Linked DNA regions of Homo sapiens: regions 1, 2, 4, 5, 6 and 7 are each linked to region 3. The links are chromatin loops, found by intact Hi-C in ENCODE. Cell type or tissue: chondrocyte. All regions are shown on one strand. Region 1 overlaps MAPKAP1 (MAPK associated protein 1). Region 2 overlaps MVB12B (multivesicular body subunit 12B). Region 3 holds the start of LOC101929014 (a long non-coding RNA gene). Region 4 overlaps MVB12B (multivesicular body subunit 12B). Region 5 has its middle 24 kb from the start of MVB12B. Region 6 overlaps MAPKAP1 (MAPK associated protein 1). Region 7 has its middle 170 kb from the start of MVB12B.

What was found. Peaks named below come from ENCODE experiments on the same cell type or tissue, not always from the same donor. Only the 100,000 strongest peaks of a DNase experiment are listed, where the experiment ranks them.
Region 1: it touches region 3 in a loop (2.5-fold over the local background); 16 of 110 quality-filtered maps call a loop at or near these places.
Region 2: a loop joins it to region 3, with 5 times the contacts of the local background. A loop is called at or near these places in 47 of 110 quality-filtered maps.
Region 4: a loop joins it to region 3, with 5 times the contacts of the local background. A loop is called at or near these places in 39 of 110 quality-filtered maps.
Region 5: it touches region 3 in a loop (3-fold over the local background); 6 of 110 quality-filtered maps call a loop at or near these places.
Region 6: a loop joins it to region 3, with 7 times the contacts of the local background. A loop is called at or near these places in 73 of 110 quality-filtered maps.
Region 7: it touches region 3 in a loop (3.0-fold over the local background); 2 of 110 quality-filtered maps call a loop at or near these places.

What each region holds. Positions count from the first base shown.
Region 1 is chr9:125,556,516-125,560,515 of GRCh38, forward strand. It overlaps MAPKAP1 (MAPK associated protein 1), which reads right to left. Exons shown (of 12, transcript NM_001006617.3): 6 at 3,118-3,294. Among named protein-coding and RNA genes, the nearest start is that of MAPKAP1, 150 kb to the right of the region's middle. In chondrocyte, CTCF peaks have their summits at 2,107 (motif pointing right) and 2,324; no DNase peak of the experiment used is centred here.
Region 2 is chr9:126,397,084-126,401,083 of GRCh38, forward strand. All of the region lies in intron 6 of MVB12B (multivesicular body subunit 12B), which reads left to right. Among named protein-coding and RNA genes, the nearest start is that of NRON, 11 kb to the right of the region's middle. RefSeq lists a silencer at 1,486-1,545. In chondrocyte, CTCF peaks have their summits at 131, 338, 1,573 (motif pointing left) and 1,790; a DNase peak (open chromatin) is centred at 1,601.
Region 3 is chr9:125,406,481-125,410,480 of GRCh38, forward strand. It overlaps LOC101929014 (a long non-coding RNA gene), which reads left to right and starts at 3,981. Exons shown (of 5, transcript XR_007061776.1): 1 at 3,981-4,000. RefSeq lists enhancers at 1,215-1,809, 3,012-3,061 and a silencer at 1,662-1,971. In chondrocyte, CTCF peaks have their summits at 1,674 (motif pointing right) and 1,908; no DNase peak of the experiment used is centred here.
Region 4 is chr9:126,489,292-126,493,291 of GRCh38, forward strand. All of the region lies in intron 9 of MVB12B (multivesicular body subunit 12B), which reads left to right. Among named protein-coding and RNA genes, the nearest start is that of NRON, 81 kb to the left of the region's middle. In chondrocyte, CTCF peaks have their summits at 2,192 (motif pointing left) and 2,405; no DNase peak of the experiment used is centred here.
Region 5 is chr9:126,300,530-126,304,529 of GRCh38, forward strand. No RefSeq gene overlaps it. Among named protein-coding and RNA genes, the nearest start is that of MVB12B, 24 kb to the right of the region's middle. In chondrocyte, CTCF peaks have their summits at 1,645 (motif pointing right) and 1,878; no DNase peak of the experiment used is centred here.
Region 6 is chr9:125,629,987-125,633,986 of GRCh38, forward strand. The region is part of intron 4 of MAPKAP1 (MAPK associated protein 1); the gene reads right to left. Among named protein-coding and RNA genes, the nearest start is that of MAPKAP1, 75 kb to the right of the region's middle. In chondrocyte, CTCF peaks have their summits at 1,509 (motif pointing left) and 1,709; no DNase peak of the experiment used is centred here.
Region 7 is chr9:126,153,176-126,157,175 of GRCh38, forward strand. No RefSeq gene overlaps it. Among named protein-coding and RNA genes, the nearest start is that of MVB12B, 170 kb to the right of the region's middle. In chondrocyte, a CTCF peak has its summit at 2,005 (motif pointing left); no DNase peak of the experiment used is centred here.

The DNA.
Region 1 (4,000 bases), 150 kb after region 3:
TTGGGATTAAGTGAGATAGCATATGCATAGTTGGCCCTTAGTAAGTATTAGTTCACTCCCTATGTCAAACCTACTTGCCTCTTTCTGTTTCAGCTTAGTGTCTTCCCAGCCACTTCTTGTCCCTCCTCTACTGGGAGACAAATGGAAGGAGGAAAGGGGGGAAATGACGAGGAGGAGTAGTTACGGCTTTATTTATTTTGCTGGGATTTCCTTCTCTGAAACTTTAGACACATCCCTACAGACTCCTGAAGGTCTGCTCTGTTCTGCATCTGTAGGAGAAGCTTTACTAACTTAGAATATAGACCAGAAAGGCGAGTAAGAGGTTGCTGAACCAAGAAAATACACACAGGGCAAACGGTCAGTAATCTGTACTATTTCATCAGACGACTGAGAAAAAGAAAATTTATTGACACTTTTGTTCTTAATGCTCACATATAAAGATTTCACTTTACCTCGTGTTTTCAGAAACACTCCAGACACATCAAATAAACTCTCTTGAATTTTAAAATAGAAAAAGGATTGACTGGGCTATGTGTGTGTCTGGGAGTGGGAACACAGGGATGGGAGTAATTCAGGATCAAAAAACAGAGTATTAAGTTTAAAGCAGTTGTTACTCTCTGCCTTCCCCCTCCTTCCTATTCTCCAGAAGGCAGGGTTCATAGTGAAACACTGTGTAGTCTTAGATGCCCCTCCTGGAAAGGCATATGAATCCTAGCCCCACTCCACTCTACTGAAAACTCAGTGATTTAAAGCCTCTTGCTTTAAAAAAGGACTTCTGGTTCAAAAGACTGCTATGATCATGTGTTAACATTCATGTAGAAAAAGTTCTAGTCATATTAATAATCAATAAAAATGCAAGTAAAAACTATCGAAATGCCACTGTGTATATCTTTTAGAGTAGAAAAAAAAACTTCTAATACCTTGTAATGGTAAAACTATAAAAATGATTTTAGGAATTCTGTTGGTAACATTGTAAATTAGGACATCTTTCAGAGGGCTATTGTCAATAAAAAGTGAGTCTAAAGATGTTTTTACTCTGACCAATAATCCTACTTACAAGGCATGATCCTAAGGAAGTTGTTCAACAGAATAAAAGGTATATAGATAATGACCATCATCATCAAATTACTTATTAAAACCACACAAGGAAGCAATCTAAATATTCTGTGATCGGCTTCCACTACAACCCATACACTTTTCTTTTATACTGCTTATCACATTTTAATTATTTGACAACTGTCTCACTACTAGATAGTAAGCTCCATGAGGGTAGTGCTGTCTCTGCCTAGATCTCTGGCACATAAATACAGACTGTAGGAATTAAGAACAAATACTGAAACGTTTATAATTTATTATTTTTAGATGGAGTCTCACTTTGTCGCCCAGGCTGGAGTGCAATGGCGCGATCTCAGCTAACTGCTACCTCCGCCTCCCGGGTTCCAGCGATTCTCCTGCCTCAGACTCCCGAGTAGCTGGGATTACAGGTGCCCACCACTGCATCCGGTTAATTTTTGTATTTTTAGTAGAGACGGGGTTTCACCATGTTGGCCAAGCTGGTTTCGAACTCTTGACCCTCCTCGGCCTCCCAAATCCTGGCCTGCCTCGGTCTCCCAAAGTGCTGGGATTACAGGCGTGAGCCACTGCGCCTGACCTAATTTAATGTCAAGTAAAAATAACACAAAAATATGTGTGCTACAAGTGAAACTGAGTAACATATACACACGATTATTATACAAGATTAAAAATAGTTAAGATGGAGGCATCATTGGCCAACTTTTCAATTATTTTAAATATCCTTTAAAGTTATTTTAGTACCTCTGAAATGAAAAAGCAGGAAAAAATTTGCTGTTATTTACACCAAACTTGACCTTGTAGTAGGGATGAAACGGCCACCATGAAAGCCTGAGGGCCCACTCCCCAGCTTACCCCCAGGTACTCAGTTATTCTTTCTTTGCTCAAGGGTAGAAAGAGCCAAAATACTCATATATCATATGTAGCATAACCCTATTTTCTGTAACAATCTCAAACAAAGGCAGTATGTTGAGAGAGACAGGGAAATGTCTTCTAAAGCAATCCCTTTTGAGCAGTGAATTTGCTGGTTACTAACAGCAGGGGGTGCCAAAGGGATCGCTATTGTTCCCAGGAGACAGCCATGAGAAGGACTGCTGAGGCCTAGGTTGAAAAAAAGCTTAGGTTTGAGAGTAAAATCCAAATGCAGCAGGTTTTCCCTTAACAACTGGGACATGTGGATAAAACTCAGGAGCTCATAAACTTGAATGGATAAAAACTACATTTTAATTTTCACTAACTTCTAATATTTTGCATTTCCTTGATTTATAAGTGTAGGCAAACAATCACAGCAGAATCACAGTGCCAGTGACTCTGTCATGAACAGAAGTCATAGCTAACACTACAGCACATTACAGCTGTTGCAGATTTCTCAAATACCATTTATGCTCATCACCGCTTTGAAACAACAGGCTTCAGGAGTTACTGTTAGGTATACAGCTGGATATTGTTTAATCTACTAGTAAAGCCACACATATTACTATATCATGAATTTGTTCAATAATCTGATAACTTTAAATAACAGAATACTTTTATATTCCAGTGGATTTTATTTTATGCATTTACACACGCTTTTCTGAGAAAGGCACAAAAAAAAAGCTGAAGACATGTGCTCAGTCTCAAGGCAGGCAACTGACAGGGAAGGTCAAATTTGGTCTGAGAGAAAATTATTTTAAGTCACAAGAGAGAAGTGGCCACAGTGCACATTTTCAGTTAGTGTGTATTCCTCGCAGAGAAGGTGCAAACCTAGAAGTTTTGCTTCACAGGCTCCCAGTGCACCAGTGTTTCCAGAGGCCTGGCTCTGGACATGCCGTTCAGAGATCTGCTTCACACAATGTGCCACTGCAAAGCAGTCTGCGTAGCCTAGGTGCAGAGGCATGAAATACAATGCGAATGTCGTCCTCAGCATCTCTCTGGGAGTCATCGTTATTACCAGTGGACTCTCCAGATGCCAAATATCATTTATTTGATGAACAAAACCAAAATCAGATCCAAAATGCTAGAAGGTTGGGATGAGATACCGAGAGAAGTAATAGAGTCAGTACTCACATTCGAACAAAGAGTGACTCTTTGGATGTCAGACCAGGAGATGAGTACTTTTCAACCAGGGCCAAAGTACTGAAGCCAAACTTATGAATGGGCTCATTGGAATCCAGCGGGGGGAAATCGGTGTCCACCTCCCCATCATCCTCAGCAATATGCAGGCAGTAGGCACTGACATTGTCACTGAAAGGAAAACCAAAAAGGCGAGTGAATACCAAGGTAGGGAAGGGACAAGAAGACCAGAGGGTATGGTGCACAGCAAGCAAATTGAGGAGACTGCTTTTCTTTACCCCAAGCCTGGTGATACAGTAAAAAATCCCAAATCCTACTTCATTTGATAGAGAGAATACACATGGCAATGCAAAGGGGAGAAAAACAGTGTGAAATGAAGGTCTTTATACTACTCTATTCTTGCAACATTCACTGAGCCCTATTGCAGCTACGACAAAGAACCTAACCTCTTAGATCAAAGGTGAGATTTAGTATCAGCCCTAAAAGCAGCTTACAGCATAGTAGGGAGGAAAAGTAATAAGCATTACACTAGCTACAATACAAATGTAAAAAATATATATATAAAACAGATACAAACAAAACTGTAAAGGGGGGAAGATTATCTGGCCTCGGGGAAGGCAGGGGTCAGAGGCCTTTGATTTATGGTTAGGATTAAGAAAATATCTGGACAGGCATGGTGGCTCATGCCTGTAATCCCAGCACTTTGGGAGGCTGAGGCAGGCAGATCGCTTGATCCCAGGAGTTCAAGACTAGCTAGGCAACATGGCAAAACCCCATCTCTGCTAAAATACAAAAATTAGCCAGACATGGTGGTATGCGCCTGTAGTTCCAGCTACTCAGGAGGCTGAGGTGAGAGGATCACTTGAGCCCGTGAGGT
Region 2 (4,000 bases), 990 kb after region 3:
CCCATCACTTGTACTTGGAGCAGCTCAAGTGTGGGCTCCTTGCAGAGGCTGGAAAGCCCCCACAGGAGCAGTTGCCCTGAAGTTGTTACAGCTGCTCCCTGCTGACATCATGTGGTCTAGAAGGGCCCAGAAATGGGCACCACCTCAGGCAGGTTTTGACTTTCTGTGGTTAAAGAAAGAACACCAGTTCTCTCAGATAAAGCAGAGAGAGCTCTCAGAAGCCTGCTGGTGACTGTGAGAGCAAAGTCACTTGCACCTGAAGCAAGACAGCCGAGAACACCGAGCCACCGGCAGCCTGGTGGGTTTGGAGGGTAGTGCGTCAGAACCAGATGTTTATAAGGCTTATGTATTTTATCACCTCTGCTGTACAGTTTATGGTTTACAATGGCTGCAAGGAAATCGGATCAGTTTTGTTTTACTTGCCAAATAAAACAAATGTCAAAATAGTCAATATAAAATGTATTCTAATTTGGCTGAGTTAAGTCAGCCAATATGCAACAGGATAATTGAATGTTCATTAGTGCTTCCAAGTAAAAGCCATTTGTCTGTCCCAAGTTCTCCTGTGCGGTAATTTACAGGTAGGATGCACACCTATGTAAGCCTCATCCATCAGGGTTTTTTGGTTTTTGTGGGGTTTTTTTGTGTGTTGTTTTCCTATCCAGTATCTTTGATTTATTTTAAAATGAAATGTTGATTATTCATTCAAATTTTCCATTGAAGACCTAGGAAAGGATGAGTATGCTGTTTTATTCCTTGAGGCTTCAGGTCTCTACACTCTCCAGAGGAGGAATCTGATCACCTCCCCTCTGGTGGGGAGCAGTGGCTGGGGCTTGTGCTCCGAGTGCTGGGGGTCTACCAGGAGCCTATAGGGTAAGGCAGGCCCCTCAGTGGGGCCTGCAGGGCTGCACACCAGCTCCGGGATTTCCTGTCTTCCCTTTCCCAGCCAGAGCCCCAGACATTAACGTGCGCTGGCAGCCTCCTCCTCCCCTGGCTTCTGCGCCTTTGCTCCCGGTGCTCCCTGCACATGAGGTGTGTTTGACAGGTCTCAGCGCAGAGGACTTCTCTCCCGGGAAGCCCTCCCAGAGGCTCCTGGGCTGGGCCTGTGCTGGGTCTTCTTCTGTGAGCGCTTCCGGGGCATCTCGAGCCCGTGTGGTGGTGAGGGCATGTGGTGAGCCTCCGAGGAGCTCCCCAGCGCCTACCTGAATCCAGGCACGAATTCAGTTTCACCATAAATGCGTCCCTGGCAACCCCTCCAGACTACTCCCTGGTCCCTGAGCACTGCGCGGGTCTTTTCCTATGGCGAGAGTAATCCAGGCTTGTAGAAAATTGGCAGAATGTAGAAAGTATGAAAAAACAGGAATTCCATTTCCCACGAGCAGATGCTTATAACCTTTTGTTATATTTCCCTCAAGTCTTTTTCTTGTGTACTTTTTACATAGGTGATATCATATCGTGTAATAGCAAGTCTGCATCTTGCTACTCTTTTCTCAGGTAGCCTTAACCATAAACCTGAGAACCACGTCCAGTGCGGTCTTTGTGTGGCGTGGATCGGGCCTCTGGGAGCGCGGTGACGCAGCGCCCTCTACTGCCCAGCCGTGGCGGTGGCGGGGAATGCGGTTCTGAGCCGGAGCTAGTGGCAGGCTCTTTCGCCGCAGAGCCCTGGCCCAGGCCAGCCAGGAGGACCTAGGAAGCGGTGGGTCACAGATCTTGCTGCCTTCTTGAGTCTGTATTCCTCTCCAAAGCCAAAACCATGTGCTCCGCCTCCATTTCTTGTGTCATCGCTCAGATTTCAAAGAATTTCCTGCCATTTTTTGGAATGCCGTTCATTCCCAGCTTTACTTCAGACAAAGGTGGATCTTTGCACCGTCTGTAGGCCATCACCTGAGGACCTCGTGGTTCTAGCAGCACTGCCTTCTCTGTCCAAAAGCAGGAACTGCCTCTAGAAGCAGGAGCTTCCCGCAGAAGCTCCGTTATTGCAGAAAATGCTGTGGTGTCACCGGCTTTGGAGTTGTCCTTTTGGAGCAGGCAGGTCCCCAGGGAGAGGGATGCTCCTGGGCTGTATCCAGTGAGTTGGTGGCTAAGGTGGTAGAAGGTAGCTTGGCAGAGCTCCTCTCCCTCATACAGTGATGCTTCATCTCACATACAGACATCGCCACACACATCTCTTGACTGTCTTCTAGTGAAGAAGGGCAGCCACTTCTTCTGGGACCCAGAGCCTCTCCATATCTCTGGCCGCAGGCGCTCCATCCCCTGCCTGCCTATGTCATGCACGTCGATCAACAGGAGAGAGCTGGCCTGGGGACGGAGGCACAGTCCCATCTCTGTGGCCCTCTTTGGGGCTGGGCCCAGCTTTGTGAGTCAGCCTTGGGCATGTGATCAGATGGTGGGGTTTCTGATTCAGCTCTGTGATGCTGTCTGGGGCAGGGGGCCAAGAGAGGAAACACCTTCCTGGCCTCTATCAGAGCAGCCCCTCCACCGTCTGTCACATGCAGGGCGTCACCTGTTTCTGCTGGGAAGAAGAGGTTCCGCTGCTGCTGGGACAGAGGTTGGGAAGAGCCCCAGGAGGCAGGTGGGCTCACAACCGCTGGAGCACCAGAAGTCCCCAGTGTGATAAGGGAATGGCTCTGTGTCGACCCAGGAGGAGTCCCCTGGTGGGCTGCAGCCCTCTAGCTCAGCAAGCAGCAGAACCATGGCTTGATAAAGACATCAGAGGCATGCTTATCAAATTTGCAGATGATGCAGAGTCATTAGGGTGAGCTGACGTGCTGAATGATAGAATCAATACTCTGCATCTCCTCTACAGCCAGAACAACCTGCTGGAGCCATGGGAGGCGATGGGCGCAGGCGGAGAGGGCCCCCGAGGTTCAAAAATCCATCACACAGGAGCCAAACTGAGGCCTGGCTTAGCAGCTAAGTGTGTGAAATGGCGGGGGTCGGAGCGTGGGTGTGTGGAGTACAGCCTGGTGTGCACAGCGGGAGGCCCTGAGTGGAGTCCTGCTCCTGGGGCGTGTGCACTGCCTCACACCACCAGGCAGAGGTTACCCAAATCCAGTGTCAAGTTTGAGGAATCCAGTTTGGAGCTGAGTAGAGACAGGCCAGCCTGCTGCAGATGTCTTAAGGGTCAATGGCAGGAGAGAAAGTAGAAGTGTTTCCAGGTGGGGATGGAGGGGTGGAGAGATGGCTGGGGGCTCCAGAAGGCAGAATTAGGTCAGGTGGACTGAAGTTACAAGGAGATAGATTTAGGCTTAACACTTTAAAAAAATCAGTAAAGACAGCTTCCCCAAGGTGAAAATTCTGTGGCATCAAGAAGCTGACCTGAGGGGTGATGCGCTCCCAGATGCTAGGGGTGGTCAGACGGCATTTGGATCCTTCAGACTGCAGGAGAACTAGAGCAATCAGTGTTTCTTAAGCCGTATTTAAGGAACTTGTCATATTCCCTCTCCCCACCTACAGAAATTCAGGTTCGGCAGAACTACGTGTTAGGGTCACAGACACCTTGTCCAGAGAACTTCAGGGCCCTGCAGTGGGCAGGGAGGGCACAGAGCAGTGGGCCTTGGTTTCAGAGGTCCTCAAGCCGTCGTCGATGCTGCTTCTGTATCTGACTTGCAGCCATTGCCTTCCTCCACTCACCAGTGCCGAGGTCAGAGGAGGAGGTATGGATAGTGGAGAGTTGCTGCTGTGCAGCCTCCCTGAGAGGGAAGGCTCAGAGGGGCCTCCCACAACGTCCGGGGCCCTCCCTTGGTGATGCGGACACCGTGTCTCCGTCCAGGGTAGGCAGGCATGAGCTGACGATGGGTGGTATTCTGTCCCTTTCAGAGTCTGTCAGAAACATGTAGTCTGGCCTCCAGCTGGCTAGGATTTTCGGGACATCTCATGTTTATGTGAACATCCATCCTGCGGGGGCTCTCCTAGAAAATCTGCAATGTGTGGTTCCAGTAGCCTCACCCCACCCTTCCTGCTGACCTGGGCTGTCCTCACCATGGTCCTGAGGGAGAAGCTG
Region 3 (4,000 bases):
CCTACAGGGTGAAAGTTGCAGCCCTGGAAACTCTGCTAGGTCCAAGATCCTGGGACCCGGGCTCTCGTCTTACCTGCTGTATTGAGCAGCCTAGGCCATAGCTGCTCTGTGCGACTCCGAGCAAGGCCTTGTGCCTCGGCGGACTGAGTCTATAAAATGGGAGGGTCAGCCTAGAGGCATCTGACACTTGGGAACTCTGAGGGCCAGATGTGGGCTGGAACCTCACACCATGTGACCCATGTGAGTGTGACTCACATGATGTATGTGTGAGTGGGTAGCCACGCCCCATGTCAGGGTGGGTCACGTCACCATTGCTGATGCCCGGCCCAACCGGGGATCCAGGTGCTGGCCATGGACTGGGCTAGGAGGCCTGGGCAGAGCGGAGAAGTAATTACGCTGGAGTCAGGGCTGGAATCTCAGCTCTGCCACTCACCTGCTTCGTGTGAGCTCGGACAGGCCTGACCTCGCAGAGCCTCAGCTTCATCTGTAGAACCATGGGAACAATAATGCAGTCATGCGCCAGAGAAGGACGCTTCGGTCATCAAGGGACTGCATGTACGACAGTGGTCCCATAAGATCACAACGCCGTATTTCTCCTGTACCGGTTCTATGTGTAGATACACAAATACTTCCCACTGTGCCACGGTTGCCTACAGCATTCGGTCCAAAGACAGGCGGCACCTGAGTGTAGCCCAGGGGCAAGAGCCAGGTGTGTAGGGGCCGCACCATCTCGGCTGGCGTAAATCCACTCTATGCTCTTCGCAGCTGATGCATTTCTCAGAATGCATCCCTGTTGTTAAGGACACAGGACTGTCCTGCCACCCCACAGGGCTGATTTGCTGAGGGTCACAGGAGAGATTCTCACGGCTGGCCCAGAGCATGAGCTCCAGGGCCCTCACTGTTGTCATCTGCACAAGTGTTAAGTGCCACGTCCCCGCTGGGCCCGGTAGGCAGTGGTGGGCGGTGACTGAAGGATCCAGTCTAGACAGACAACCATGTTAATTCGCAGAGCTCAGGCCAGGACAGTGGGGCGGTGAGGGCCTTGGTTTCTGGGGTTTACGGTGGGGTTGGAGGCTGGGTCTCCAAGGGCCTCTTTCCCTGGTGTGTGATTTTTCAAAGAATCCAGGACAGAGTTAAACAGGCAGGTGCAGTCCCTGAGGACAGATGGCAGGATGTGGCTGGGGGGTTCAGAGGAGAGCTGGGGGCTGGGTGGAGTGAGAGGGGCAGAGCTCTCGGGATGAGTGGGTGGTGCTGGGAGACGAGCAGGGTCAGAGATCTGGAGAGGGGCGGAAAGAGGTTGCAGGCCTGGTTCAGCTGCCCCAATTCCACATAAAAACAGTCAGGGCTCGGTCCTCGGCCTCAGTTTCCCCCTCTGTAAACGTGGAAATGGTCCCTCCCTGTGGTGGCGCGGGGGACGGGGCCTCAGCTCCCCGGGCTCAGGAGATACCGCCTGGACCCGGGCAGCTTAAACACCCCTTCCCCTTCCACGAGGACCGAGTCCGAGGCCTGAGCCGGGCCGGGCTGTCTGCTGCAGGGCGGCGTCGAGACTTGGGGTGGGAGCCCCCGGAGGAGGAAGAGACGAACCGGGAGCCAGAGGGAGCCGGGTACACCGCGGGACTCACGGGGCGCCCCGGGGCCGGGAATCTAGCTACGGAATCCGGTCGGTAGGTGGCGCCGCGAGGCTGCAGTTGGGTTTCCGTCGCCCAGGCCGAGGGTGGTGCGGAGCCGGGACCCGCGGGGCTTCAGCGTCCCCCGTGGCCGTTCCCACCGCCGTCGGTCCGCGGAGATCCCAGGTGTTTTTAGGGCACCCAGGTTCACACCCCGTTGGGCCAAGACCGAGAGCGACGCGCGGGCACCGGACGGGGTGCGAACCCGGGGCGGACGGGCCCCCTGCCCCACCCCCTACTCCCGATCCCCGCAGCTGCCACCGCTGGGCCTCGGCTGCGAAGGCTCCAGAAACGGGTCCCCCGTACCCTCGGGCCTTCCCAGCCGCGCGGGCGTGCGAGGGAGCCGAGGTCCGGGAGGCCGCTAGGGCGGGGGCCCCGGCGTGGAAGGATCGCGCTCTGGGCTGTGTCCGTCGGCCGTGTGCGTGCGCGGAGGCCGTGGGCGCGGCCGGCAGGGGACCCTTCCTTTGTTCTCGCACTTCCTTCTCTGCGGGCCCTGGTCAGGGAGGACGCAAGGCCCAGGCTGCGAGCTGTGCCCGTGGGGACGCAAGCGACGGTGGGTAGGGACAGGCAGGCGCCCCTTCCTCCCGCTCAGCATCCAGCCTTCGGGCTCCCTGGCTGCTTTCCCGAGGGCAGCCTTGGCTGGGAAATGTCACCCTCCCCGGGGGAAGGAAGGGGAGCCGCGTGTGCGCGTCTTCCATGCGTCCTCCTGAGACCACGCCGCGCCCGGAGAAAGCCCTTTGATCCCCTCGCTATCTTTTCTTTTTCTTTTCTTTCTTCTTTTTTCTTTTTTTGAGACGGAGTCTCGCTCTGTTGCCCAGGCTGCAGTGCAGTGGCACGATTTCGGCTCACTGCAACCTCCGCCTCCCGGGTTCAAGCGATTGTCCTGCCTCAGCCTCCCGAGTAGCTGGGATTACAGGCGCCTGCCACCACGCCCAACTAATTTTGTATTTTTAGTAGAGACAGGGTTTCACCATGTTGGCCAGGCTGGTCTCAAACTCCTGGCCTCAGATGATCCGCCCACCTTGACCTCCCAAAGTGCTGGAATTACAGGCGTGAGCCACCGCGCCCGGACCCCCTCGCTATCGTGGATGCGGAACCTGCTCCAAGTCGCGCAGCTGGAAAGGGGCATCGGAGCCTCTGGGGGACGTCCCTGACTCGAGGCCGGGCCGATTTAGGGGGTGGAGGGTCGGATCGACTTCCCCCAAACCAGCCACCCCAGGGAGCCCCTGGAGGGGGCGAGCTGCCTGTGCCTGGAGGTGGGGACCATAGGTCCTTCCCAGCCCAAGGGCTCCCAGAATCCACACAGCAAGCGAGGCCCAGGGCTGGGAGGCGCCCTGGAGGGTGGGTTGGGAGAGGAGGTTCAGAGATGAGCGAGGCCCCACCCCGGCCAGGGAAGTCCCGTCCAGCAGAGCAGGTGGGACTTGTGGCTCATACCCGACGATGTGATCAGAGGAGGAGGGGGCAGGAAAGGTGGCCTTACAGGAGCCAGAGCTTGGGGGCCCAGACACACACCACACACACAGACAGACACACGCCACACACACACACCTCACACAGACACACCCACACACAGACACACCATACACCACACACACACCACACACATAAACATCACACACAGACACACACATACCACACACACCACACAGACACACACCACACATACACACACACCACACAGACACACGACACAGACACACACCACTCACACACCACACACACACACCACACACACAGACATATACACCAGACACACACCACACAGATACACACACCACACACACACACAACACACACACACCACACAGACAACCACACACACAGACTCATACACCATACGCACCACACATACACCACACACACACCACACACAAATACCAGACACACACACCACACACACACCACAGACACATACACCATACGCACACCACACACACACACCACACACACCACACACACACACCACACACACACACACCATACACACACACCACACACACCACACACAGACATATACACCATACACACACCAGACACAGACCACGCACATACCACACACACAGACACCACACACATGCACCACACGCACCACACCACACACACACACATACACACACACGAGCAGAGCAAGGGACAGCCATGTTGTGTGATCTGGGAGGGTGGCTCATCCTCTCTGAGTTGTTTATAAACCGGGCGGGACCCAGGCCTGCCAATCAAAGGCCTGATCTGAATGCTCTTATTGGTTCAGAGATGGACATGTGACCCTCTCTTGGCCAATCAGAGGCTTTCCTGCTGGAAGGGCTGCTGGAAGCCATCTTCGCACGGTTCTTCCC
Region 4 (4,000 bases), 1.1 Mb after region 3:
TCCCAGGCCCCCTCACCCCAAAGTGGAACACAGGCCTGCTCATCCCAGCCCAGCGTGCCACACAGCGCGGCAGTCAGGGCACCTGGCAGCTGGTGGAGCGTGGTTAGATGTAGCTGCCCTGCTCTTCACCAGGGTCTCCCCAAGAGTCGTGGTACCTGATGCACTTGGGTGAAATTTCATGAAAAATGCCCAAGGACGGTCATGTTTTAAAGTTAGAATCAGTGGATGCGCCATTGAGCAAATTTTGAAGGAAAGGATCTGTGGAAAGACAGAAAACCTCTCACGATTCAGACATGCTCCATGATGGCGCGGGTGGCTGAAAGTGAAGGAAGCCGTGATTCATAGAGAAATTCCAACTCAAACGCCGTCACCCTGCTGGCTCCCCATGACAGAGCAGTGGCCTTCTGCCTGGCCATCTTCCAGCAGCCATGTGCTCCTGCCACCTCCGTCACCTCGCACCCAGAGCAGGGGCTTTGCTGTCCTCCCAGGGCCCGCATACATGAGTCCCAGGCATGAGGAAGTGAATTTTTACCTCATCGTCCCTCAGCCAGGGAGGTGACCAGGGGCTGGTCAGTGGCAGCCTCGTGGCCACCGTGGGCAGTTTTCTTGTCCCGGCCCCACCTGTCCGTGCCTTGTCCCCTCCCCTCCAGTTTGGCTCTGCAGGAGGGCAGTGGGTGACCCGGTGGGGCTGTTGTCCCAGTGAAGCCCTTACGGTTCTCCAGACAAAAGGCTGTCTGTGTCCCAGAGCCTGGAAAGTGTAATTTCGCAGCCAGCGCCCATGATGAAGCATCTTCTCTGGGCGTGAGGAGATGGGTGTATAAATATTCTCTGTCTCTGCCGCTCTTTATTTCCCTGGTAAGCAGTTGCCCCATTTCTCTAGCTGATGGATTCCCCATCGCAACCAGGGTGGGAGCTGCCTGGCTCTGCAGTCCAGGCGGGAGCTTCTAAAATAATCCTCATGTCTTGATTACCTGTGTATCCTCCCTCCCCACCCACGGTCCCGCCCTGGCATCCGTGGAAGACCTCACCATCCCGGTCAGGAGGCAGCAGCCTTGGGTGTAGGTTTCATGCTGTGTGCTTAACTACCCGCAAGCCTTGTGAGAACAGGAGTGAACCATTCCTGTAATGACAGGGCACCGGGCAGTGGAGAAGTCCGGAGCGACTTCCAGCCCCATGCGGAGCCGTTTCTATCAGCTGCCAACCTCAGCAGAAACCACAGTGCTCCCCGTTCCCTTCCAGGAGTGCCACCATCAAAACCGCGGCGGAGGAAGCACACATTAGCCTGCCGCACTCCTGGCGGAGCAACAGCCTCCATTTTCATTCGACTTTAAAGCCGAAAGATGAGGGAGGGTCTAATTAGTAAAGGGATGCTCTAATATTAATCACCCGCTTAAAATTGACAAGGGAGGCAGTTCATTTAACCACTTAATTGCCACAGGTTTTTATGGGCTGCTGTTTGCAGACATATTTAATGAAGAAGTTATAAATCTAAGGGAGCTTACAGTTTTAATTTTATACCTAAATATTTTCCTTGTTCTCATGTTTGTAGTCAGTCCTCAAGAGTGTAGTCACGTGGAATGTTCTTTAAATGAACATATTTGCTAACTGGCGTGATTTCAGTTTTTAAAACACTGGTTCCAGCAATTAGGCATTTTTTTCAGTTCCCAAATGACTAGAGAAATCCGTCTTGATTATAATTGCTCTTAGCCACGCATATCTAATTTGTGTCTTTTTAAGTGTTAATTAGTAAACAGTTTGAGCTGACATCTTTATGTGTTTGTGCGTTGAAAAATGGGGCTTATTGCTTATTTAGCTTGGGGCCGATTCCACTAGCATTTACGTCACGACACTGAGGTGGAATTAATGAAAATGCATTTGGCAGCATGAGGTGAAAAGGATTTTTGAATTCAACTTTTAGACGTCCGCATTGCGTGGGCTTCTGCGGGTCTCTTCAAATATACGAGGTTAGCGTAGATTTGGGACCTATGTCCCGCAGGAATAAAGTGAAGCAGATTTTTGTATCAATAATGAAATGGCAGCGTCCCAATTTTATAAAAGCAAAATGTTCCTATTCCCGCACAATTGTTCATTCTTTCTACTTTTGGAAAGCTTTCCTGGTGCTTATTAGATGTTGAAGAATTTTGTGGCGCGAACTGGTGCAGCCTGAAAAATGTGCGGTCCCTTTGCACCATCTAGTGGTAGGATCTTAAACTGCAGCAGGAAATAAGGTGCCTTTTCTCTGCCTATGAGATTCAATATTTCACCGCCCAGAATCCTTGTTATTTCTTTATTTTTCTGTTAGAAAGCTGAAATGTTTGGGGAAATAAATCTGCCTACTTCAGATATTAAAAGTTAGATAAATAAAAAGAAACCAACCTAGTCTGCTCCCTTTAATATATTGCTAAAAGACACAAAACTATCACCCAAATTCCTACAGAGCTGTCACACTGAGCTAATTCCAGCCCAAAACAAAGAAACCTAACGAATTAGTAAAGTAGATGCCTTGCAGAAATCATGAGAGAAGTCTGAGGCTTCTTTTCAAATACAGGATATAGCTTGGGACCACCGCTTCATAGACTCTACAAGCGTCTGACCACAGCGCAGGAATCAGTTTTATGCCACAGACAAGATTAATTATCTTCCCATAAATTGTTGAGGTTCTTTTGGGCAGTTTATCATTCTAAGCAGCTCCCCTGCCGATCAAAATTGATTTTTTAAATATTTAGTGTTTCCTGAGTACCAAGGTTGTCCATGTTTATAAAAATGCAAACATTACAGGAACATGTAAAAGGTGAACCTCCCCCTCCGTCCACTCCTGCGGCACGTGCACACACACACACACACACGCTCAGCAGGCTCATGCAGTACTGCCGGCTGCGACCTGCCTCTGTACTATCTAGTATGTCTTACACGTCTTCGCATGTTCCTTTACAGATCAGCCTTACCCTTTTTAATGACTATATGTTGTTCCCTTTTATGATTATGCCATAATTTATCTAACCAATCCACTATTGACTGACTTTTGAGGTGCTTCCAATTATTCACAATTACACCGCTGCAATAGATTTCCTTGTACATGTTGCCTGGCTCGCCTGGGTCTTTCCCTGGAAGAGGATGTATGTTACCATTTGCCTTTTGAACAGGGCGGGGCTATTGGAAGTCCCACCAGTGGTGCCTGAGGGGACCTTTCCTCACATCCTTATTCTAGCTAAGACTCACTGGGACCTTAATGTGCCCCTCCATTTAATTTTTAATCTCTGCTTATTTTGGCCAGGTGCAGTGGCTCACGCCTGTAATCCTCACACTTTGGGAGGCCAAGGTGGGAGGATCACTTGGGCCTAGGAGTTTGAAACTAGGCTGGACAACATAGCACCACCCCATCGCTACAAAAATAAAAAAATTATCCAGGCACAGTGGCTCATGCCTTTCTTCCCAGCTACTCAGGAGGAGGCTGATGTGGGAGGATCACTTGAGCCCAGGAAGTTGAGGCTGCAGTGAGCTATGATTGTGCCACTGCACTCCAGCCTGGGTGACAGAGAGAGACCCTGTCTCTTAAAACAAAAAACAATTTGGCCACTCTTCAAGTTGAACAACTTTTCAGGTGCTTATGAGCCACTGTGTTCTCACGCGAGCGTCTTCTGCTCGCTCTCTGCTCAGTTGTTTTCTATCAGCTTCTGTAGCTTTTGCATTGATTTTAAAGAGCTCTTTACGTTTTAAAGAGAGCAAACTTTTCTCTATGAGTTCAAATACACACACTTTAATCAGTGTCTTTTCAGCTTGTAAATGATGTGTTCTGCTATACAAAAGTTTCAAAATGTTCGTGGGCAATTTTCTCTGTTTATTTGGGCTTTGTGTCATAGTTAGATTATGAAAACATTCACCCCTGTTTTCCCTTATTATTTTATATATTAAAATATTAAATACTTTTCAACTACTTAATCCATCTGAAATTTATTAGAAGGTAAGAACTACAGACAGCTTTATTTTACCCTAAAACATT
Region 5 (4,000 bases), 890 kb after region 3:
TATTCAACCATTTTGGTTCACAAAAGCTGTCCCATAGAGTTCAACATTAGAAGAGGAAGGATCCCTCAGGATCCAAGAGCCCTGGAGAATGCAAGACTAGGGCATTCCTCCCGGGAGACAGAATCAGGACCTGATCAAGGAACATTCCCCGTGCCCAGTGAAGGAACCCTTTGAAATGTGGGTCCAGCCTGATTTCAGAATTTCTCCAGTGCTCTGACTGCCATGTGTCTCCCATTCTGGTCCCTTCGAATAGAAGTGTTTAACTGAGATTGCCCTGTTCCATTTCACCACAGCATATTGAGTCTGTGGGTGGGAGGTAGCCGGTCTTTTTGGTTCATAGATCTCTGAACCAAAATGAGCCAGTTATTTCCTCTCCCTAATGAGTTTCAACTTGATCACAAGATCACACAAGATCCTGGACTTTGGGCTTCAGCCTGAACTAGTGGCTGGATGGAACTTTGGATTGCTTGCCTGGAGGTGAACATGTTCTACATGTAGGAGGTAGAGGGAATTGAACATGTGGTGACCAGAAGAACAGGGCCAATCCAGATTTTTTTTGGCCACTAATGCCCTAGCCCATTGAAGTCAGTCTTCGCCACGTAACTCACTTTGACCAACAAAATGTGAGTAGAAGTGACATGTCACTCTAAGCAGAAACTGCTAGAGTCAATTTGTATTTGGCCACATTTTCACATTTTCTTTCCTACTAAAACAACAAACACAACCAGCAATGGTCCAGACAGAGAATGCTCCAGCGGCCTGGATTCTGGAAGAAAAAAAGTGAATTGCCAAACCCTAGCCAACTTGACCTGGACAGTAGCATGAGTGAGAAATAGACACTGTAAGATCCTGGGATTTTGTTACTGCAACATAGCTTGGCTTATCCTGACTGACCCAATCACTCAACACAGAGCCTGGCTCAAAATAGGTGTCATCACGACTTTTTTCCTATCTCTCGAAAGCCAGATAATCATATTAAAATTCCTGGAGACACACATAAAGTATGAGTTTGGTTTGGTAAATAATTAAATGGAACTAGAGTGAAGCCTACATGGAGGGGAGTAGTTAACAATAAAAGTGAGAAACTGAGGCTGGGTATGGTGGCTCATGCTTGTAATCCCAGCACTTTGGGAGGCTGAAGTGCGCTGACTGCTTGAGGCCAGAAGTTCGAGACCAGCTTAGGCAACAAAGTAACACTCTGTCTCTACAAAAAAAAAATATATATATATATATATATTATATATATATATATATATAAATTAGCTAGGAGAGGTGGCATGCACCTATAGTCCCAGGTACTGAGGAGGCTGAGGTGGGAGGATCACTTGAGTCCAGGAATTCAAGGCCACAGTGAGCTATGATCACACCATTGCACTCCAGCCTGGGCAACAGAGACAGGCCTCCTCTCTAGAAAATAAAAATAAAGCGAGAAACAGAGGCCAGATTATCAAGGACTTGCAATAGAAGCCATATGTTTGGCTGAACTTATTTTGTAAAGGGTACAAATAAAATCACCTTTACAATTCCAATGTTAATTTCCCTATCAGAAGAAAGAGTATCTTTCTTACCCTCTCACACCAAGTTAAATCTGAGATCCCCAACAGGAGTCAGTTGAGGTTACTGCTATCTCACAGAGAGGAGCAGAAAATCCAATCTGTCCACCAGAGGGAGGGCCTGTGTTCCTGGCTGCTGGCTTCTCTGCCTTTCAGTGTCACAGCTGAAAACAGACCCGCCCAAAACAAGCAGCATAAAAGAAACAATTGATAGACCTCCCCACGCTAAAATGTAACACTTCTAAATGACCTAAATGACCGCAGACACCATAAACAAGCTAAAAACAAGCTATAACCTGGGAGAAAATATTTGCAATTTATATAACAGATAAGGGATTAGCATCCAGAATATATAAAGAATTCTAGCAAATCAATAAGAAAAAGACAAATGGCCCAATAGAACACTCAGCAAATGATAAAAAACAGTCGATTTATAGAAAAGGAAATTCAAATGGCCAATAAACTTGAAGAATGTTCAATTTCACTAGTAATCAAGGAAATAAAACATTAAGTGACTTTGAACTATATTTCACTCATCAGATTGGAAAAAAGAAATTAAAGCATTAAAGCTTGATATGAAATGTTAGTGAGAGTGTGTGGAATTCGGGACTCTTGGATCCTGCTGGTCACAATGGAAATTCGTATCACCACTTTGAAGAACAAGAAATCCACTTGCCAGTATCTCCTCTGGAGATAATGTTTGCACATGTACACAAGGAGACCTCTGTGAGGGTTTTTACTGAAGTACTTTCCATAAGAATAAAAAACTGGAGACAGCCCAAATGTCTATCAACAGGGAATTTGCTCAATAAACCATAGCATGGCCCTACTATGAAGTATTATGCAACCATTTAAAAGAATGGGGTAAATCTATGACATCACCTGGAGAGATATTGTTGGGCAAATAAAGCAAGAGTCAAATACTTAGAGTAGTACCTTTTATGTAGAGACAAAGAGGACGAGAAAAACAGAAACACCCAAAGTAAGTTTTTAAAATTTTATATGAGTATGGATGCATAAAAAATACTTGAAACAATGATTCAAAAGGAAATACGAGTAGCAATCTCTGAGACTTCGGGAAAGGACTTTGTGTGGTGGTGGTGGTGGTGGTGGTGGTTATGGTTGAGAGAGTGGCAGGAAAGAATTAAAAGGGACTTGAGCTTTATCAATATTTTTGTATTTTTTACAGAAGACAAAAAGGAGAAAGTATTTATGAACTGCTTGTATAATTGAAAATTAATTATTCATAAAGAGAAAAACAGGCTGTCTGGCAGCTCGGTGAACCCCCTCCCACTGACAGAAAGACAGTGCAGAGCTAGGAGCACACACATCCCACCACTGATGGGGGACAGTCATTTTTCAGGGCACATGGAGGGAGAAACAGTGGGTTAGTCAGGACAACCTAACTGCTGTAAATAACAACACCAACATCTCAGTGCTTTAACACAAGTTTTTGTCTCACTCACTTCACAAGTTAATGCACAGTTGGGTGGAGGCTCTGTTCCACACAGTCACTTAGGGGCCCAGGCCCCTTCCATGTTATGGTTCTGTCATCTCATGGCGCTTTGCCTTTCAGGCCTAGAAGTAACCATACCTCACATTCTATTTGCCAGAACTGAGTCAAATGGTTTCACCTAACTGCGAAGGAGGCTGGGAAATGTAGTCTAGCTGGGTGCTAGGAAGAGGAAAATGGCTTGATGATCGTATAGCAGTCTCTGCTACACTCAGCCCTGGTGGCTCCAGCTTCTATTTACACAGTTGTTTTAGGACATATCCCAGCCTGGCTTCTCACAATAAAATGGCACAGGGACCTATCACCTATAAGCCATCTAAAAATTCAGGTCTTAAACGTAAACTGCCCAATTCTCCTTGCTTGGCACCCTGCAAGTAAATGCCTTCCTTTCTCCCACTACAAACCTTGGTGTGGATATCTGGTCCTACTGTGCCAGGCAAGGGCACCCCACATTGGTTTGGGAGTCACTCTACTCCCAACAGCCTCTCCCCCAACCTCCCTGCACCAAGCCATTTTCCCCAAGGCACCCTCAAGCTGTCAGTTTAGGAGGGGTTTCCAACTCTGACCATCCTCTAAGCCTAGACCCACCCTCTGTCCCCATCTCACTGTCTTGGTAGTGTAGCAAAAAGGAAATCCTTCCCCAATCCCCACGTCCAAATGAAATGCCCACCCTATTTGTATGCCCCGAAGACTACTTTCTCCAGGAGGAATGTTCACCTTTTGCTACACAGGGCTGGGGAATGCAAATTCCACTCAGAAGCAACAGGAAACTTGGAAAAAGTTCTGAGTAGGGCACTGATGTGACGAAATCCATGCCTCAGGAATTGGTGATGGGGCAGCAGTGAAGGGGTGAACCTGGTTTGGAGGTGATAACAGGGTCCTGCTGTGGTACTTGATGCGAAAGGATCACTTAGGCAAGTCTGGGGCATAGGAA
Region 6 (4,000 bases), 220 kb after region 3:
AACTATGTGGGGAAGTAGGATGGAAGTGCACTGAGAGGCAGGGGACACTGAGCCTAGGGTCAACTAAGGCCTTAGAACCCCTACAAAGTAGAAACATAACAGTCAAGGCCAGGAATCAGTGACACCTAACTCTAGTAATCTCTGAGACAGTCAAGGGTCCAGGAACTCTCGCTCGGTCACCCAGGCTGGAGTGCAGTGGCATAATCACAGCTCACCGCAGCCTCGACTTCCCCGGCTCAACCGATCCTCCTGCCTCAGCCTCCCAAGTAGCTGAGACAACAGGCGCGTGCCACCACACCTGGCTAATTTCTTTTTTTTTTCTTTTTGCAGACACAGGGCCTCCCTATGTTGCCCAGGCTGGTCTTGAAATCCTGGGCTCAAGTGATTCCCCAGTCTCAGCCGCCCAAACTTCTGGGATTACAGGCATCAGCCACCATGCCCAGCCTCCAATAACTCGATTCTACAATAACTGGCTAGATTCCTACTCAGCACAAGTCCATACCAGGTGCTTTGTAAAACACTATCTCTGGCCTTCACATATTGTATGGTTTATTATTTTACAGATGAGGAAATCTTTGGCCCAAAGCAGTGCAGCAGCCCTGGTATGTCAATGCAAGTCTAGGGAGTTAGGACACAAACAGCCAACACTGAACCCTTAATCATGGAAAGATGATTAACACCTCTGCTATGGTTTGGATGTTTGTCCTCTTCAAACCTTATGTTGAAATCTGATCCCAAATGTTGGAAATGGGGCCTAATGGGAGGTGTTTGGATCATGGAGGCAGATCCCTCATGAATAAATTAATACCTTCCCTGAGAAGTGAGTTCTTACTCTATTAGTTCCAGAGACAGCTGCTTATTAAAAAGAGGTTGGGTTGATCACTTGAGCCCAGGAGTTTGAGACCAGCCTGGGCAACAAACAAAGGGAGACGCCATCTCTACAAAAAATAATTTTTAAAAATTAGCTGGGCATGGTGGCATGCACCTGTGGTCCCAGCTACCTGAGAGGCTGAGGCAGAAGGACTGCTTGAGCCCAAGAGTCTGAAGCTGCAGCAAGCTGTCATCACACCACTGCACTCCAGCCTAGGTGATACAGTGAGATCCTGTCTCAAAAAAAAAAAAAAAGCCTGATACCTCCCCGTGTCCTTCTTCCTCTCTCACCATGTGATCTCTGCATTCCCCAGCTCCCCATCTGCCTTCCTTAATGAGTAAAAGCAGCCTGAGGCCCTCACCAGGTGCAGATGCCCAATCTCGAACTTTCCAGCCATCAGAATTGTGAACCATAAAAACCTTTTTGTTTTATAAACTACTCAGTCTCCAGCATTTTGTTATAGCAACATAAAATGAATGAAGACAACTGCCTTTGCTCTGTCCAGCCTGGCAGAGCCATGCAGAGCATCTTCTACCCAAGAACCCTTCTACTATTTTCAGGCAATGTTCACATCTTCTCTGGATGGATTCTGTAAAGCCCAACTCATATGCCCCACCCGGTTCCTAGTCTCTACCACCTCCTTGTGGCACTTGTCTGAATAGACACTTATAGTTGTAAATGTCTGTTGTACAGAACTTACTATACCTCACCACACTAAATTCCCTACTTTTGCTAACCACAGCCATGGTGATTTATTCAGACGTAAGGATGTCAGTTTCCTGCTCCAAATACAACTAGCAGGAGCAAATCAAAACTCTTCTTGATCAAGCCTCGTCTCTCACCTCCTCTGCTCTCAGCCTCCACATTCCAGTCATACCCTACTACTTTCATTGCCCAGAATTTACCAGCATCTCTCACCTCAGATGTTTACACCAGCACTTCACCTACCTAGAAGCCTCCTGCCTAACCTCCTCCCATCCTTCAAGGCTTGGCTTAGGGGTCATCTAAGGAGTCTTCCCTGATATTCTCCCATGCGAAGCCCAGGCCAGGTGTCCTTCCTCTAAGAAACTCACCATACTAGGCCAGGCGTGGTGGCTCATGTCTGTAATCCCAGCACTTTGCAAGGCCGAGGCGGGCAGATCCCTTGAGGTAAGGAGTTCAAGACCAGCCTGGCCAACATGGTGAAACTCCATCTCTACTAAAAATACAAAAAAATTAGCCAGGCATGGTGGCACATGCCTGTAGTCCCAGCTACCTGGGAGGCTGAGGCAGAAGAATCACTTGAACCCAGGAGGAAGAGCCTGCAGTGAGCTGAGATCACGCCACTGCACTCCAGCCTGGGTGACAGAGCAAGACTCCGTCTCAAAGAAAAAAAAAAAAGAAGAAACTCACCATACTAAACTTTTCCTCTCATAGCATTTATTATGCTATATTATAATTGTCTGACTTCCCTACAAGATTACACATACCATTAAATTAGGGACTATCTCATTCACTATTGTATCCTCAGCATTAGTCAAGTCCCTGGCACATACAGGCACTCAAGAAATATTTGAGAAATGAATGCATGAGTTTTCCTTCTAACTACCTGGCTCTGCTGAATCATACTGAGGTTACAATTAACCATGACCCTAAACCTTTTCTTTCATGTGCTACTTGGTTAAACCTCATCTTCCTCTTCCCCTTTTCCACTGCCACCCCCATACACAAATGACTGCATCTTATGACTTAAGTGCAAGTATCATTTTGGTGTGTCAAGACCACTTTAGTCCCTGACTTTGTCACTGCACATGCCTGCTATTCTTCCCAGCCTTCTGCCTTCCACAAGTGTCATCAGCCTATCATCAATGTTCTCATTCAGGTCCCTGACAGCAATGAACACACAAGAGACCTACAGCTTGCCACGAAAGATAGCTCTCCAGTTTGACATAAATCCATTAATCACCACTCTGTGCCTCGTCTCTCAGCCAGGTGCAAAGTCCACCTGACCACAATGTGACTGGAGAATATCTCCAGCTTGCGTGCAAGAATACTATGCAAAAATTGATGCTTTACTGAAATTCAGAACAAAGAATTTTAACCACAGCCCTCTATCTAGCTAACAACCCTATCCAAGAAAGAAATGGGCTTGTTCTGCCCTGCTTGGTTCTGAGGAAACCCATGGTGGCTCCTAGCAATCACTACTTCCCTTTTTTGAATTTACAAGCCCTTTAGCTCTGCTAAGTGAGCTGTTGTAAATGCAAGACCGCTCAATCCCAAAGCTGAAAAGAGAAGTCTATGAAGTGTGAGTTGCTGAAGGAGACTTCATGAAAGAAGTGAGATTTAAGGAAGATTTCAATGCACAGCGCCAACAGAGCTTGGTAGAGGACACAGGGAGAGTAGCCAAATCTAAGTGTGAGTAACAGGGACAGCAAGGCTGATTGTGGATAACAAAGACAGCAAGTCAGAAAGCCTGGCCCAAGTATCACCTGGGACAAACAGGGACTAATAAAAAGCAAGTTCTTCCTGCTGGGCTGCCTCCTTGAGCCAAAAGGTCAACCACAGCTGGGCTTCTGCCTGAATTCTTATTTTAAATATAATAGAACACATATTAGATTAAGCTGAGACAGAAAGTAATCCTTACATAAAAGACAGTTGTCAGAATGGCCAATCTAGTTTCTCCTAAGCACTTTCTGATGACGAATCCACCACCAGGATTATGTGTAATGGGCAATTTTGATGCAAAGTACTATTTTGCAACATTGTCCCATTTCTCTTCCAGAAAAATGCAGAGGTAATTATGTACTCATAGTCAGTGTAGCAAATCAGTTAAATTAAACCTGTATTTCATCTAATTCATATAGAATATGAATAACATAACTAACTTTTCTAATTTCATACTCTAGTACTCTCAAGTAAATAAAAGGGGAAAAAAAGTAAAGTTTCTCCCCTACAAATAGAATCTGTCACTTCCTAGGATGTGCACTTTTCAGCTCATGCATCCTAAATGCATGTGGAGATATTATATGCACTTTCTATTTAGCAATTTAATTATATCTTTGCATTCAAAGAGTGGCAATGGTTTGCAGTAATAATCAGGTGAAAGCATTCTGACATTAATATGCTGGAATCCGATGTGTTAATTTGATG
Region 7 (4,000 bases), 750 kb after region 3:
AGTCTCCGGTGAGAGCCATCCAGCCATGGAGTAGGCTGCTGGCTGCATAGTGAGATCCCTTCCACCAGAATTAAGCAAATCAAAATGGGATATTCAAGCTGCAGAAACAACTGTATGGAAGGGATAAGCTCCTAAACTCTTTCAGATTTGCATCTGGGAGCCTCTCTGAGCCACAACAATTTCAGTTATCCACCCATACATGTATCCGTTCACCCATCCACTCATCTACTCACCCCCCCATCCAACCACTCATCTATCCTTCCACCCACCCATACATACATACAATTCATCCATCCAAGTTACCCATCCATTTAACAATTCATCTATCCATCCGTCCGTCCATCCATCCATCCATCCATCCATCCAGTTCATCCATCCATCCGACAATTATCCGTCCATCCACCCATCTATCCATGCATCCATCCATACATTCATCCAATCATTTATCCATCTATCCATCCACCCATCCATCCACCCAATTCATCCACCCAACAATTCATCCATCCATCCATCCACCCACCCATCCACCCAACAATTCATCCATCCATCCATCTATCCATTCACCCAATAGCCATTGGGCCTCTGCCTTGTGCGAGGCACCCTGTCAAGCCCTGGAGGAGCAGTGGGGAGAACTACATACAGCCACGGTCCCTGCCCTCATCAATCTTCCATTCTAAGGGAAGAAAAACAACAAAGGCTGATGAGCCCCCCAACAGGAAAAGGACCAACTTCTAGGGAGAATTTACATCTGGATTATTTTGTGGCCTGAGGTTTAGCTTGTCACTTCAGTGATTTGCCAGTCCTTGGTGGGTCATCTGGGTCACTGAGAAAAATGTGAAACAGGATAAATTGCAATCAGTCCCCAGCCCCTGACTAGAAGATGGGCATGCCAAGGTTCCCCTTCAGAACCCTAACATCTTACACAGTGCTTGGTTCAGAGGAGGAATTCAGGAAAGGTTAGATGACTAGGGAGGTGGAAGGATGGATGGATGAAGGAGGGATGTATGGAAAGACAGACAGATGAACAACATGACTGAGGCTAGAAGGCTTGCCATGACTGTAGTGAACTGGAAACTGGTGTTCAGAGCCCACCTCCATCCCTAGCCAGCCAGAGGGCACCTCTCAGGTGCTGCATGGTCTATGGGTCCCAGAGCCTTGGCCACCCTTTCCTGTCTGGTGCCCACTAGGCATGACCCATACCGGGCCTGTAAGGCAACCAGAGCTCAGACGGAGCAGCATCCACTGCACTGCCAACTGCCTCCCTGAGCTGGGTCTCCAATTTCCACTAACGATGTCTGTCTGCCCCTTTCTAATGGCAAGATCGATCTCCTCAATGGAGAAGTTGAAATCAATAGAGCAGTTGATTAGTTCTGCGTTCTCCCTGCCATCTGTTACTAGTAAGACAGTGTCACGGAAAGGGCACAGGCCTGGTGTCGGGCAGGCTGGGGTGAATTCTGCCTCGCCCCCAGCACTCTTGCAGCAAATCACATCCCATCTCTGGGCCTCAGCTTCCCTGCCTCGGAAATGGGGATAATACTGCTGAGTTTGCTTTGATAATTTGTGAATGCCTGGCACAGGGATTGGAAGAACAAGGAGGGTAGGTACAGCAAGGGCTCGTGGGTCCTGGCAGAGGCATGTCTGTGTGTCTGTGTGTTTTGACAATGAACTTCCAGTCTCCTGGGAAGACAGCGAAAGGACCCATGACGTTTGGCCCCATGGTGGTGGCAGTGCACCTAGGAAGAGCCTCAGACTCAGGTTCAGAGGTTTTGTGAGACTGCTCAGCAGGAAGGTGAGCCTGAAAGGGAATGGACCTCTTCTGCACACATGCCAGGCCCCCCAGCTGCTCGAGGAAATGGGATTGGGGGCTTTGGGGCCCCAAAGGTATCCCTGCACAGCCCTGAGCCCTGGGGCGCAAATGCCCCCAGGCTGGAGGAGTGAGGTGCCATCATCCTCAGGTTCAGCAGCAGCGAGGAGGGTCCTGGGAAAACCTGCCCCCTCCTGGAAACTTTTTTATTTTATTTTATTTTATTTCATTTTGAGGTAGAGTTTTGCTCTTGTCACCCAGGCTGGAGTGCAGTGGCACGATCTCAGCTCACCACAACCTCCGCCTCCTGGGTTCAAGCAATTCTCCTGCCTCAGCCTCCTGAGTACCTGGAGCTATAGGCGTGCACCACCATATCTGGCTAATTTTTTGTATTTTTAGTAGAGACAGGGGTTCCCCATGTTGGCCAGATTGGTCTTGAACTCCTGACCTCAGGTGATCTGCCCGCCTTGGCCTCCCAAACTGCTGGGGTTATAGGCGTGAGCCACTGCGCCTGGCCCCCTCCTGGGAATTTTATAAAAGACTTCCTTATTTATTGTAAAGTAAATGTATTATGTTCTCCTGGTTATAAAGCCAGTAAGGACCTAACAAATACAAAGAAGAACAAGAAGAAAATAAAAAACATCCTTAATTCTATCACCTAGAGATACCCACCCTTACATATATCCTTCTTTTCTTTCCTTTTTTTGTGAATAATATTAAATATTGCTGCTATGGTTTCCTTCCCGTCCGTGGCTGACTGCACACGCCTCACTCAGCCAGGCCTCGGTGGCCCATGCAGTGGGAACCCTTTTGCTAATGACAAAGTGAAGGATCAGAGAGGTGAAGTGCTTTGCCAAGGTCACTCAACTTGAGAGTGACAAATGATTTATGCGCTCAGCTAACTTGAGTGACGGCAAGATGGGCAGGGCCGGTGTGCTGCTGAGGTTTCCATTCAGGTGATGGAGGTGGACCTATCTGCCCGGCCCCAGTGCTCCTCACCTCTCCCTCTACCTCTGAGGTACCCCACCCGGCTTTCTTAGGGATGTGTGCAAAGTGGGGACTTGTATGTGTCGTCCCCTTGATGCTCTCCTGTGAGCCCTGCCCGTACCACCCTCAAACAACAGGGTTGATTTTAAGGCCCCAGGGCAGCCCATCGGGTGAATGGGTCTCAGATCTTCAACTGTGGGCCCCGGGCATATGGAGACACAGGGGTTCATTTTGGGGTCCCTATGGGCAGTGGCCACCTTGCCACCGGCCCTCTAAGGTTGGCTGAAACTCTGTGACATCATGACAGGCTCATTCTTCCCAGTGCGGGGCCCACACAGGGTGTCAGAGCCCCTCACAGCCCTAGGGCCCATCTGCCAAATAAGGAAAGAGGCTCAGGGAGACGCCATCGCTTGCTCAAGGTCACAGGGCCGTGGAGGTAAGAGTCACCCTGGTCTTTCTGAGTCATGCACCTGTGTCCCTGACCTTCCATTGGCTTCTAGAGTGAGGGCTTCCATTCACCCTCAGCTGTCAGTGGCCCACGATCCAGGGATGTCCTGCAGGGAGTGGGCCGTGCCAGGCACGATGCCATAAGAACAGGGACAGTTGGCAGATGGTGGGGGCGAAGGTGGTTCTGGGGCCTCACTGTGCTGTGTGGCTGATGGAGGTGGGGTCACAGCAATGAGAAAAATCAAAGACAGTGATTGACAGATATAGCATCTACTTTCTCCTGCACACGTCTGGGCTGAAAGCTTCTTGACGTGGTCCTCCTCTGACAGCAGCTGTGATTCTGATCTCACCGATTCACACTTGCACACACTCACACACTCATCCAATAGTCATTACGTCCCTGCCATGTGCAAGACACTGTGTCAAGCCCTGGAGGAGCAGTGGGGAGAACTACATACAGCTACCGCCCCTGCCCTCATCAATCTTCCAATCTAAGGGAAGAAAAATAACAAAGGCTGATGAGCCTCCCGACAGGGAAAGGACCAACCTCACCCTCACATACACATACTCACACCTAAGCGCTTGTGTGCAGACACTCACAACACCCTCACACATGCACGCACACTCGTGTGAACATGTGCATACTCTTCTCCACTGACACTGGCTCACACCCATGCACACACGTGTGCACCCATACACTCACACGTGCACACACGTCTTCCCTAGGCACGCGGCCATTGCCCACATTTGGTTTCTGGTGGG